Linked DNA regions of Homo sapiens: region 2 is linked to region 1. A link is a contact called in ENCODE Hi-C or POLR2A ChIA-PET data. All regions are on one chromosome and are shown on one strand. The core of a region is the stretch at or near the end of the contact, and the rest is flanking DNA. Distances in the headings are between cores, read along the strand shown. Region 1 overlaps LOC101929185 (a long non-coding RNA gene). Region 2 has its middle 39 kb from the start of CCDC182.

Evidence for each region. A loop is a pair of places that touch in the nucleus more often than their neighbours do. ChIA-PET counts read pairs that join two places held with the same protein, here RNA polymerase II (POLR2A). Pooled maps may share reads with other maps.
Region 2: a loop to region 1 is called in a pooled map, with 2.6 times the contacts of the local background. The contact joins two enhancer-like sites. A Hi-C loop is called at or near these places in 4 of 50 pooled maps. POLR2A ChIA-PET finds 5 or more read pairs at or near these places in 3 of 52 experiments (A549, PC-3 and activated T-cell).

Annotation. Positions count from the first base shown.
Region 1 is chr17:57,990,864-57,997,148 of GRCh38, forward strand. LOC101929185 (a long non-coding RNA gene) reads left to right here. Exons shown (of 1, transcript XR_001752716.3): 1 at 1-171. It also overlaps a transcript of SRSF1 not described here. Among named protein-coding and RNA genes, the nearest start is that of VEZF1, 5.8 kb to the left of the region's middle. RefSeq lists an enhancer at 4,812-4,861. Within about 2 kb of position 4,733, at least 21 of the 41 ENCODE cell types and tissues checked have a DNase peak (open chromatin) inside an H3K27ac peak, as active enhancers do.
Region 2 is chr17:57,780,953-57,787,529 of GRCh38, forward strand. No RefSeq gene overlaps it. Among named protein-coding and RNA genes, the nearest start is that of CCDC182, 39 kb to the left of the region's middle. RefSeq lists a silencer at 2,429-2,608. Within about 2 kb of position 1,804, at least 6 of the 41 ENCODE cell types and tissues checked have a DNase peak (open chromatin) inside an H3K27ac peak, as active enhancers do.

The DNA.
Region 1 (6,285 bases), core at 3,483-5,982:
TATAACCTGTCACCTAACCTTTTAGGGTCTCAGCTTCCTCATCTGGAAAATTAGAACAAAATATCTACCTCACAATGGTCACCTGTGGATTTAATGAGAAATATGTGTAAGATGCTTAGAACATTTTCCAGATATATAACAGATGTGAAATAAATATTTTTATTGGTGTTATCGAGTGGTTCTAGATTAACTTTGGGGCTTGGAACTCTGCACATAAGCTCTGAGCCAGTTAATTATCCCTTTTACTTTCGCCAAGTGACAGGTTTTCTCCCATCCATTTCTCCTTCAAAGAGCCCTAAGGTAAACGGGCAAAGGGCTAATGACACATAACAAAGGAAGATGCCTATTAAAATCTGTTGTTCTAAACACAACTTTTAGTAAACATTAGAAAGCAACAGGATATTTCCTTCCTCATTTGGAGAGAATTTTAAAGTCCTGTGAATACATTGAGGATGTGGATTACAGACTTAGAATCCTAGGAAAAGAAAGTATCTCTGCCGTTGTCAATTACCTGTCCCCAGCTAAGACTGCTCCACAAACTAAAAACAAATCCAAAACTTTCAGTAGGGAATATCTAGTTAGAAGCTTCAAATTGGCAAGTTAATGGACCAACTCTTTATGCAAAAAAGCCAGAACTGACAATTAACAAATTTAATAGTAAAAATCAAGATTGCAATATTTAGAAATACCAAAAAGTATTGGCCAGAAAGAAATAACCCTTCCATATCAGCCTCAATACAATCAGGAGAAAAAGCAACATATTTTCAAAGTGACACCCCCCCCATCCCCCCTTAAATACTCCAAACTCCTCAGGGAGGAAAGCAGAGGTTATCTCCTCACTGCCTGAACTGGATAAGCACACTAAGGGCTTTGAAGCCATTTGCCTTTTGCCTTTGACCCATGTGGTCAGAAGTCAGGTTTGTGTTTCAATTCTACCACCTGAAGTGTCACCAGGAGTTATTTAACTGGCAAGGTGAGGAAAGGGAAACAAGAATTCTTTTTCCTGAATACCCATTTAAGTTCCTTGACAACTGGAACAAAGTCATAGAGAGCAAAGGGACAATGTAACAAATCTACCCATTTTCCTAGTAGACACTGAATTCAGCTGGTAGTCGAGGGCTTTTAATTAAAACATTTTATTGTTTCTAAGAATGTTCACACAATCCAAGACTTCAAAAATGAGTCTAAAGCCATGGAAACACATTTATCACCTTCATGCTTGTTGAAGGACACCAGCAAAAATCAATGCTAAACCTATCAGCTTCATCCATTAAAGCATTTGCATAGAGAAACTAACTTCCATTTTACAACTCTTTAATGACAGGGAGAATATCCAACAAATCGCAAGTAAAATAGCATAGACCACAAGGAAAGAAACTAAGACAAGTCAAAAATACACCAAGTAAGAAATTCAATACAACTGGAAAACATACTCATAGGCACCAACATTCCTCCTTTGGACACCTGTTCCTTACTGCCCTCAGATGCCCCAGGACAGGGTAATGGCTGAGCATGGAAAAAGTAGGTAATGGGTCACACAAACTTGGTGGTCCTGCACCAAACTACAAAGATTAGCTCAATTATAGCATTGTGCTAACAGTAAAAGTAGTAAAAAATAAAAAATTAAAAAAAATAAAAAAATAAACTAAATTCCTACACAAAGTTTCTCGAGTACAGAGGTGAATGTCTTCTCCTCGGCTACAGCCTCCACCCCAAATACAACCCACCAGTTAAGAGGGATAACACTAAACAATGCTGTTTAGTGTCATGTGCACCCATCTACATGACCAGAAAAATACTGTTCATATGCAAAAAAATTTACTAATTGTTAATGCCTGGCCAGATGTTCTTGTGAAGAGCAAGGCAGGGGAAAAACATGTTATCAAGTGAATACTCTATCCAAACTCCAAGAGAAACATCTCCAGTTTTTCTTCAGAGTCAATTTGATCTTCAACTGAGGGTCCCTCCATTCTTGGCAGTGAGAGGAACAGTGAATAATGAAAACAGGTGTTCAGAAACCTATGCAGTATACTCCCTGGGTAAGGAAGGTGAGCAGCAGTGACCTAAGACACTGACATGACCTCATGACTAGCAAGACCAAACTTTGAGAAAGCTGCTCCATTCCAGAAATCAATGCTAACAGATGGCAACACAAGGCCTAGATAAGATCTGGCTTAGGCTCCAGAAAAGGGAATTAACTTTTTAAAGGATGTTTCTTGACCTTGAGAAGTAGAAAGTGCCTAAAGGGCCGATCTGGTGGCTCACACCTGTAATCCCAGCACTTTGGGAGGCCAAGGCAGGTGGATCACCAGGTCAGGAGATTGAGACCATCCTGGCTAACACGGTGAAACCCTGTCTCTACTAAAAAATATAAAAATTAGCCGGGCATGGTGGTGGGAGTCTGTAGTCCCAGCTACTTGGGAGGCTGAGGCAAGAGAATGGCGTGAACCCGGGGGGCAGAGCTTGCAGTGAGCCGAGATTGCGCCACTGCACTCCAGCCTGGGCAACAAACCGAGACTCCGTCTCAAAAAAAAAAAAAAGTGCCTAAAGTTCTACATTCAGTCATCTGGTCCAGGCATAAAAGCAGGTGAAGGGGCCTGCTGCGCTGGTTATTAAAAGCTCTACACATGGACAACAGCTGTACTCAGCATCTACTCTTTAAGCTGTGAATAACACATCAAGCTTACCTGCTGCTGTCCACAAATACTACTTGAAGCACTTCACCCTTGGTTGCCTGAGTAGTGGCAGAAAGCTCTCTGCTAGGCCTGAGGGAAGACCAGAATTCCTAGAGGACAGGATAGATTTTGACCTGATGAACAATTATTAAGGTACACAGGGAAGAATCTAGATTTTTTTCCTTTGAAGTACCTTTGGTCTCTAACAAAGCACACAAGGCTCTATTCAACTAGCTGACAGAAGTTAATTAGCCCTCTACCCCAAGGGCCTGACCCTGCCCTCTGCTAGCTTTTTGTTTTACTGACCTTACCTCCTCAACTTCACCTCCCTCCTCCAGCTGTTTCCTCGTATTTCTGCAGCTTCCTCTTTCTTCCCACCTCTCCTTTCACTTTCTCCCCTTTCATTCAGAAATGAATGCTCAGAGAGCAGATGGCAAGTAGTCAACCCAAGCCAGTGAAAACACTTCCTGAGCACCTGGTACAAAGACCAGAAACACACTGTGGCTGCTGGAATACAGAATACACGTTATCCCTGTCTTTTAGCAGTTCATACTTTAAAGGAGAAAGGCATCATATACTTATTCCTCACATATGAAAAGATATTTTCAGGCCAATTTATTTATAATATGGGACAAAATGATTGTTTACATCAGAACTGATAACTTTTACTACTACAGTAATTTTTCCGTGGCCTCCTACATAGCACATCTAGTGAAACTGATTCTGAAGCCTGATGAAGCCCCATGTATGTTCTATACACTTTAGCTGAGGTGTTAACTCTAATCAGTTAAGAAAAGCACATGAAGAGTCCAAGTTGGTACTACAATGTGTGATTAGTCTTCTCCCGAGAGAACTGAGAAAATTCAGGTAAACTTGACTATTAGAGGGTAGGTTTGGAGTTTGTTCCAGTGATCTCCTTAAAAATGGCTTAGGAGTTTGAGATAAAACTCCTGTGGGAAACAAGGAGAAAGGGATGGGGCACAAATCCACATCTCAAATCAGTAGGTTACTCTTTAGCTGTTTCTCCCAGTGGCTTGAAGAGCCCTGGTAAACACCCAGTACTCGATATATCAAATGGACAGCACTCAGAGACAGCTCAGATACAGCCCCACGTTCAGGCTGTGGTGAGAATTCCAACCCAGAAAGATGTAGTGAAGATTTCCAAAGGCCAGCCAGGACACCCCAGGGACTAACTTCCCAGTTCATAATTTTAATCATCTTGAATACAAAACAAAGACCTCTCTAATGTGGACTCTCCTTAGAAAAATGGCTTGTGTTTAGAATTATCCCAGAACTATTATGGAAGCATGAGTATTTCAGTAAAATAATTACTGAGCACCTACTAAATGCCAGGAGCTGTACTGTCACTGGGGATACTTCTAAGAATCTTCTCTACTGAAGAAACCAAGCCTTGCAAAGAAATAATTATAAAACAGTTACAGACATTTGTACAAAGTGCGTAACGAGCACTGGGAAAGGAAATTTTTAAAGGGCTATTTGCTCATTTGTTTTCATATAAGTGATAGTTTTGACACTGTAGATTACCAACTAGGGTTGCTGAATACAAAAACTGATACCTAAGAGATAGTATGTGTAGGCTAAGTGTAATGCAAACATTTTTATTGGAAACTGGAAGTTACCACACATTGGCTTTTAAAACTTAAAATTCCTAGAGTGGTTCATTTTTGTGGATCTGTTACTAATACAAATTTAAGTGTATACTCAGCTATCAACACAAATGCAGATGTTTTAAACATTTACCCTTTCACAGGTTCTTTTCTATGATTTTTTTGTGGGGCTGCTGTGTAGTTATTGAGTGGCTAGCCAGGCCCCAGCCACTGTGTGACCAGCTGTCCTCCTGTGGGGCCAGCCTCAATAGTAGGGGTCAAAAGAGGGCCAGGGCTTCTCTGAGAGAGCTGGCTGTGCACTGCACACTGGAAAGCCAAGGAGCTAGGCATCCCTCTTTCTTGCTGCCAGGCTCTGGAACATGGCCACTGTGACTAGATGTAGTCCTACTCTAGAACAACCCTCAGCACACAGGGTAAGAACATGGATCAAAGACAGCACCATGGGACACCCTGCTGGCATCTGGTAGATATTACAGGTGTTTCTCACTTGGGTCAGACTTTTCTCCCCGAGGCCTCCCAACTGGAAAAAGCAGGCTGGCTTTAAAAAGCAACGTGATAGTAAAACAAGAATTTCTCACCACAAGATCTGGATTCAAGTTCTGGGCCTGCCCCTTTAACATCTCTGGGCCTATTTCTTCAAACTGCAAAATGAAACTAAATACTACGTGAGAATTAAAATGAGCCACAGTATCAGGACTGGGCGCAGTGGCTCATATCTGTAATCCCAGCACTTTAGGAAGCCAAGGTGGGAGGCCTGCTTAAGCCCAGGAGTTCAAAAAGTCTGAGAAACAGAGCAAGACCCTGTCTCTACAAAAAATATAAAAAAGGTAGCAAGGGTATAAACCTTTGAGGTTACTATTCTAAGAATATGCATGATCTGACTAAAGAACACAGTGTCTCAGATTTAAGCTATGTGGCACACCTGCCTAAGATTTCAATAATGTATTTATTCACAAACATTTATTAAGGTGCAGGTACTAGCATTCTGGACATCTTAGAAGAAATGTCAAAAAGTTTAAAACATAAGACTTTGGGGAGCCGGGCGCGGTGGCTTATGCCTGTAATCCCAGCACTTTGGGAGGCCGAAGCGGGCAGATCACGAGGTCAGGAGTTTGAGACCAGCCTGGCCAACATAGTGAAACCCTGTCTCTACTAAAAATACAAAAAATTAGCTAGGTGTGGTGGCAGGTGCCTGTAATCCCTGCTACTTGGGAGGCTGAGGCAGGAGAATCGCTTGAACCCAGGAGGTGGAGGTTGCAGTGAGCCGAGACTGCGCCACTGCACTCCAGCCCAGGTGACAGTGCAAGACACTGTCTTAAAAAAAAAAAAAAAAAAAACAGCCTTTGCTCTCAGTTTACTATGTAGCTGAAGAAAACAAAGCATACACATTAAACTAGAGAACAGCTTAAGGGCAACATGTCCACCTGCACATATAGCACTTTTTAAAACATGAAGAAAAGCAAATAAGAAACAACGCAATTAGTTCAAGAATGCTTCAGTCATTAGGTGTGATCATGAAGGGGTGAGATTTTTAATGGCAAAAGGAATGGGGCTGCTTATGGGATTTATGATGTGGGGTGTTAAAATGTATGGATGCTGGGTCTCTTGGTTTTGAGAGAATTGTTTAAGCTAGCTGATCCTATAAACCTAAAGACCAGGGTCAGGGTCCTAAAGTTAATGCTTAAGACTCCCAACCCAAGGAATAATATACATGCTATCTAGTCTCTTCACAATACATCGTTATGTATTAATCTCTTTATGAATAGTTACCAACAACAAAAAAACAACCAAAATGATTCCATCCCAAAGAGAAATATGCAGGAATTCTCATTGAGGCAATACCACTAAATTCTGAGGCAACTTAAAGCTTCCTCTGTAAGAAGCTTAAAAGAGAATGACTGAAAAAGGATACCTAGGAGGCAACTATTTAGTCTTTTTGGAGACAATGTCATCAATTCTTGGTGATCTGTACTGAAAGTGTG
Region 2 (6,577 bases), core at 554-3,053, 210 kb before region 1:
TTATCCTAAAAAAAAGACAAGAAATAATATCAAAGCTGGGTCCTCAATCCATGCAGTATGTTAGGAAGGCTCCAAGAGATGAGGTCTGCTTGAAGGCGGGAAATTTGGCATCTATATGGGAAACCCTTTGGAAAACAGCTACAGACCCTTCTGCAAATCTCAGCCCCTCGGCTTTGGGGTATGAAAGAACAGGCCTTGAATTCTAGCTTCGCCATGCCTGACCTGGATGTGTGACCTCAGGAAAGATACCTACATTCTCTGAGCCCCATTTGATTCATTTGTAGGTTAGGGTAGGGGATGGCCATCCAATAAGTGTTGCTAAAAAATACCAGAAATAATTTTTGTAATGTACACTGTGCAATAATTGGCACATTATAGGTTCTCATAAAAGGCATTTTTACTTATCAAATTACATTTTCTGAGCACCCTGATGACGGGAGGGCAGTAAACTGGAATCAGGCACTAATCTAGAAAGGATGGTTAGTCTGTATGTTTTCCAAAGCAAAAAGAATCATGAGTTCTATTTATAGGCTCTGATGCATTCAGCCTTCAAGAAGCAACTCAAACCCAGGCCTCCATCCCATCAGCACCATCCCTGCCCCCTGCCCCAGTCCAGTGTTCCTGACCACAAAAGCCTGAAGCACGCCCTCTCTCCCCTAGACAAGGGGAGCAATCACTGTCAGAACCACTCACTTGATAATTAATCACAAAGGGACCTGTGACATCTCTTCTTCTGTAGTCGAAACTGATATGTTCACTGTTCCCAGATACTGAACTCCCCACGTATTTGGATCTCGTCTCTTCAACTAGATTACAAGTCCCTTGAGGGTGAGGTGCTTCCTTTACTTTTCGCATTCGATAGGAGATTGATACTTGTCGCACTTTGAATTTTTGTGTTTGTTTAGATCTAGTCCACAGGAAGTACAGCTACACTTGGCAGGCGCAGGGTGGAATAGCTGTAGTTCTAAACAGATCAGGACAGCTCTGGGACTGGCTGCTTCCAAGAGGGAAAGGCAAAATGCAAAGAACTCACAGCAGGAGGGGGCTTTCTGTGCCCCTCAATGTGTGGCTCTAACCACATCAGTGGGTGGAGGGCAACGCGATGCTGTCAAATCAGGGACCAGGTTTGTGTCTGGGGTGATGCCAGGACACTGGTTGCTTCCTGCCACCCACAGCTGCATCTGGGAGTCCTGGGCAGCAGCCACCTGGGGAAGCCAGACTTAATCAGGAAGTGTGGGGGCTGTCAGCAGGGGCAAGGGGCCACGCAGCCAAGCCAATTCTGGAATCTTTTGGAAAGAGGAAACATCCGGCTCCTCCTCCCTCACATCTCTGCTTCTGGGTCTGGGCTTGTGGGTCCCAGCTTGGGCTAAGGAGGGCCATGCTCCGGGTGGGAGCAGCTGTGTCCCCACCCCCTCCTTCCCATGCGACTTGAGGCCCTCTGGTCAGGACTGGAGCTGTCACATGCAGCCAGCAGCTGTGGTGGCGCCAGGCTCAGGCACCCACCACATGGCTTCCTTTTTTTTTCTGAGATGGAGTCGCCCAGGCTGGAGTGCAGCGGTGTGATCTTGGCTCACTGCAACCTCCGCCTCCTGGATTCAAGTGATTCTCCTGCCTCAGTCTCCCGAGTAGCTGGGATTACAGGCACGCACCACCCTGCCCTGCTAACTTTTATATTTTTAGTAGAGACGGGGTTTCACCATGTTGGCCAGGTTGGTCTCAAACTCCTGACCTCGTGATCCACCCACCTCGGCCTCCCAAAGTGCTGGGATTACAGGCCTGAGCCACCGCGCCCAGCCCACATGGCTTCCTTTTGATTTGGGGCCTCCCTGGCCAGCTGTGCCTCCCCCGCTACCAGGGCAGCAAATGGCCAGTGGTGTCCTCGCAGAAGGGGCGGAGGAGGGCGGGGAAGGATTAATGCCACCTGCTTCCCTCCTCGCCCTGTTTCATGTGACATGCACTTCAAAGCCACAGGACACTGCTGCCCTTCTTTGTTGCATCCCTGCAGATACGGGAATCTGATTTTCCCAACTAGGAATTTGTATTTCAGCGGTTCTAGTGCTTGGGATCTTAGAAAGAAGCTTGCTCAGAAAGAACTTAGGAAACAAAGCGATGTTTGAGTGCCTGCCCCGCAGCGGATCTACCCGTTCCAGGAGCTGAGCGAGACACCTACCACCTGCCAGACCCAGGGCATAGCCGAGGGCCTTAGCCTGCTGTCCCCACCGGGTCCCCACTATTTTAACACCAACACCCTGAAACCATGGGCCACCACCCCCCACCTCTACCCCGCCCCTACCCCACGACCCTTTCACCAGAGCAGAGGTTTTTCACAAATCTCCATAGAGATAGCTTTGCTAGCAGCAGCAGCAGCAGCAAACTCTGATGCAGAATGAGGAAGGGGAGAGCCTGGGGGTGTGGGTGGCGGGGGAGGGAGTCGTCGCAGTCCGGGAGCCAGGCTCTCGGCGCGTTGGGTCCGCCTCTCGTGACAGCAGAGCGCCCCCTGCTGCCCGAGCCCGGGTGGTGTCGCACAGCCAGGTCGGGGAGGGGGCGGAGCTGCTTCCTGGCACAGCGGGTCGCCCAGACGGGCGGGAAGAGGATGCAGTCTCTCGGTACTGAAGTCTGCCTGCAGTGGCCAAGGTCTGCCGCAGCCCCTCTGGGTTGGGGGCAGTTCTCTAGGGCGTCCTGGTTAGGTCAACGGGGGCTGGTTGGGAACCTGGCTCTACCATGCACCGCCTGCCCCGCTATGGACATATGGTTTAACCTCTGAAGCTTCTGTTTCTTCATTAAATTGAGATCATCAATTGTACCTGCATCACAGTGATGTTTTACAGAGATAATTCATGTAAAGCACATCCTAAGGTTTCAATAATAGTAGCTTATTATTATTGATTCAGCTGACACCTCTACAACTAAGTGATAGAACAACTGAGAGGGTCTGGTAGACAAAAGTCAGGGGATTTGTTTTTTCAAAGCATTTTCATCATTAAATGGATCTGATCTGGTCGCATGGGCACATTTGAGGGACATGCAACTTTGCCTAAAGGGGAAATAAATGCCAGAGATATTCACAGAAACATCAACCACAAACAATTACTGAACACATTGATCAATGCTCTAAGCTGTACAATAAAGAAAAGGGAGGAAAGTTATGTTTAGGGCAGCTCAGCCCTGCATTCTCAAATCTTCCCTCTTCACTGGATATCTATTAACTACAAACATGCTGAAACATCTCCCATATAAGAAAGCAAACAAACAAAAAAACTCCTTGCACCCTATCTCCCTCCAGCTAGCCCCTTACACCGGATGTCTTTCCTCCCCTAGAGGGCCAAATTTCTTGAAACACGCTCAGTGACTCCCTTCCTGTCCTGTTAGCTCTTGAACCCACTTAATCAACTGTCTGTGCCCACTTCACCTTCCCTGCCCTTGTCAAAAACACCATGACCCACACCGTTCATCCCGTGGCTCATTCTCAGGCCTCTCCCCTCCACCCATCAGCGACACTGACGTAGTTGATGGGCAGCTCCTTCCTGATCCTTGAAGCACTTCTTCCTTCGACTCACCCCTGGTTCTCCTCCTACCTCTCTGGCCAGTCCTTCTCTGTCACCTTTGACTGGAAGCTCCTCTTCTCAACCCCCAAACATCAGGACACTCTGGCTCGGTGTCCAGCCTCTGCTGTATCTGTGCGTCCTCTCAGCCTTATGCCTTAACTGCTGCACAACGACGCTGTCCACATGCATATCTCTAGCTGAGCACCTCTCCTGAACTCCACATTTGCATATCCCGCAGCCTCTTCACCATCTGCACTTCGGTGCCCCATCGACATCTAACTTAACATGTCCAAACAGAGCTCTTGATTCCTCTCTCCTCCCTGCCTTTCCCATCGTTTTTTTTCTTCACTGGTTTCTCCTGAGAAATCTTTCCCATCCTAATATGGGTAACTTCACAGTTCTGGTTGCTCAGGTCAAACAGCGTGCTCATCCTTATGTGTCTCTCTTTCACACCTTCCACCAATCCATCAGCAAATTCAATCAGTTTGACCTTCAAGATGTGTCTAGAATCTGCCCACTTCTTGAAATCTCCACTGCTACCCCCAGTCCCAGCCACAGCCATCTCCTGGCTGGGCTCCCAGCTTTCACCCTGTTCCTCTGAGGACATTTCCACATAGCAGAGTCTTTTATGACAACAGCTGAATCGTGTCACTCCTTGGCTTAAACTCTCCAAAGCTTTCTCTTCTCACTAAGAGAAGAGGATGCAGGGTCCTTGCACGGACTCCAGGGCCACATGTGGTCTTGCCCCTGGCTTCTTCTCCAACCTTATCTCCTACCCTCCCCGTGCTCACGTCACTCCAGCCGCACTGGCCTCCTTGCCATTGGTGGAGTGTGCTGAGCATGATTCCGCCTGAGGTCTTTGTCCTTACTGCTCTCTTTTCCTGTAACACTCCGACCCCAGACAACCACAGGGCTCCTTCCCTCACTCCATTCAATCTGTGCTCATTGTAGTAGCAAGGCCTTCCCTGACCACTCTCTATAAGATAGAAACCCCAACCTTTCCCCTTACTGTGTGTATTTTTTCTTCATAGCATGTATCATCACTTGACATAGTATAAGTTTCATAGTTATTTTTTGTCTCCCCCAACTAGATTGTAAGCTCCATGAGAACAGGAACTTTGTTTTGTTCACTGCTGTATCCCCACTTCCTAGTACAGTGCCTGGCACATAGCAGCTGCTCAATAAATATGTGTTGACTGGCCAGGCACAGTGGCCCACGCCTGTAATCCCAGCACTTTGGGAGGCCTTGGTGGGTGGATCACCTGAGGTCAGGAGTTCAAGACCAGCCTGGGCAACATAGTGAAACCCAGTCTCTACTAAAAATACAAAAATTAGCCGAGTGTGATGGTACGCGCCTGTAATCCCAGCTACTCGGGAGGCTGAGGCAGGATAATCGCTTGAACCTGGGAGGCAGAGATTGCAGTGAGCCGAGATTGTGCCACTGCACTCCAGTCTGGGCGACAAAGCAAGACTCTGCCTCAAAAAAAAAAAAAAAAGTGTGACTACAGGAATGAATTAGTCCATACTGACAACCCCCCACTGCCTGGCTAGGAGGCAAAAGATCCAAGGGCAGCTTCAGCACTGACTTCAGAGACATATTCATGACTCTGTGCTTTGTCTTTCACCAATAACCCATTAGATAGGCCTATAACTAGAACATAAGCAATAATGCTTTAGCATTCTCGGTCTCAAAAATATTATGTAAAACCTTTAAAGGTTGTGAGATAACATGATATCTTCCACTTCTGGGCTAGACAATCAGATTTCATTTTTTTCCATCATAGGAACAGAGACAAACTTGTGAAATCATTCACCCCAGATTTTCTCTCTGTTATATCATGTCATCACTTCTATCACTCATTGTTCTAGTGATACATTCAAAATAATGAACATTCAGGGAAATGCCGGCTGGGTCCAGGATGGCCCTGGCTGTTTTTAATCACACTCTTAAATAAAAGCAGAAATGCACCTGACCTTGTAGCATCTTCGGGAGAAAGAGGGTCAATGCTTCTAAATCTAAATCTCCCAACTTATTTCACCTAAAGATCAATTGTAGAATTGTGTGCACTGCAAGAAAGACCAAGAATATACTCAAAAATTGACAGAAGGACAGTGGCTTAGAAATCCACTCTTTTCCACAAATTGCACCCTCCCAGAGTCTATCAACTTCCCAGCCATATGCAATATCACTTTCCTGTGTTCATCTTGCCTAGATGGGGATGCCTTTGGGTGAGTGAGACATCTCCAAATAAGTAAAAGCTGTTTCAACTGGCTCCCACTTCTGTTTATTATGGAGTACCGTGAGCTGCCACCAAGCAGAAGATCCCGCTCCTGATATTCATGGTACTTTTAACTTACCAAAATCATGTCATGTATTATTAATCTCTATGGGAATAGGTGCAAAGCACTGACATCTTCCAGCAACCCCTTGATCCACTTGGTTCTATCCCTAGCCTCTCATGCTAGTTCACCCTTTTTAAGTCTATGTTCTGATTTACTTCTTCTTGGTGCTCTTGGGCCCTGGGAATGCAAAGTCCTTTCTCTTTGGGTCCAAGGTTTACCCCTCAGCCTTCAAATGTTAATTATTCTCCTTGAATATGACCTCATTCTTTCATTCAACAAATATTTGGACTGGATAAACTGATATAAATTCACAATTACCATTAGTGTGCTAAGTACTAAATAGAGATATTTATAAGGTGCCAAGGAAGCCTAGAGCAAGATTACTGGGTGGGGAAAGAATCTAGAAGATGGATTAGGGTTGGGGGCTGAAGGCGGCTCACCAGTTGGGAAGTCACTGCAATAGCCCAGGCAAGACACTGGTAGAGCAGCTGTGAGTGGTGGGGATGGTGCTGGGGATGGACTGGACCAGGGAAATTACAGAAGTAACTGGATAAGAGGGAGAGGGGCAAGTCCAGGGATACTCCCAGCTTTCGGGTGCAGATAACTAGACATCCACATCCCCAGAAAGATTGTTTGCCACCCCTTTCTCCTTTCTCTTCCTTACCTTCAGGATCCAGCCCATGTAATTG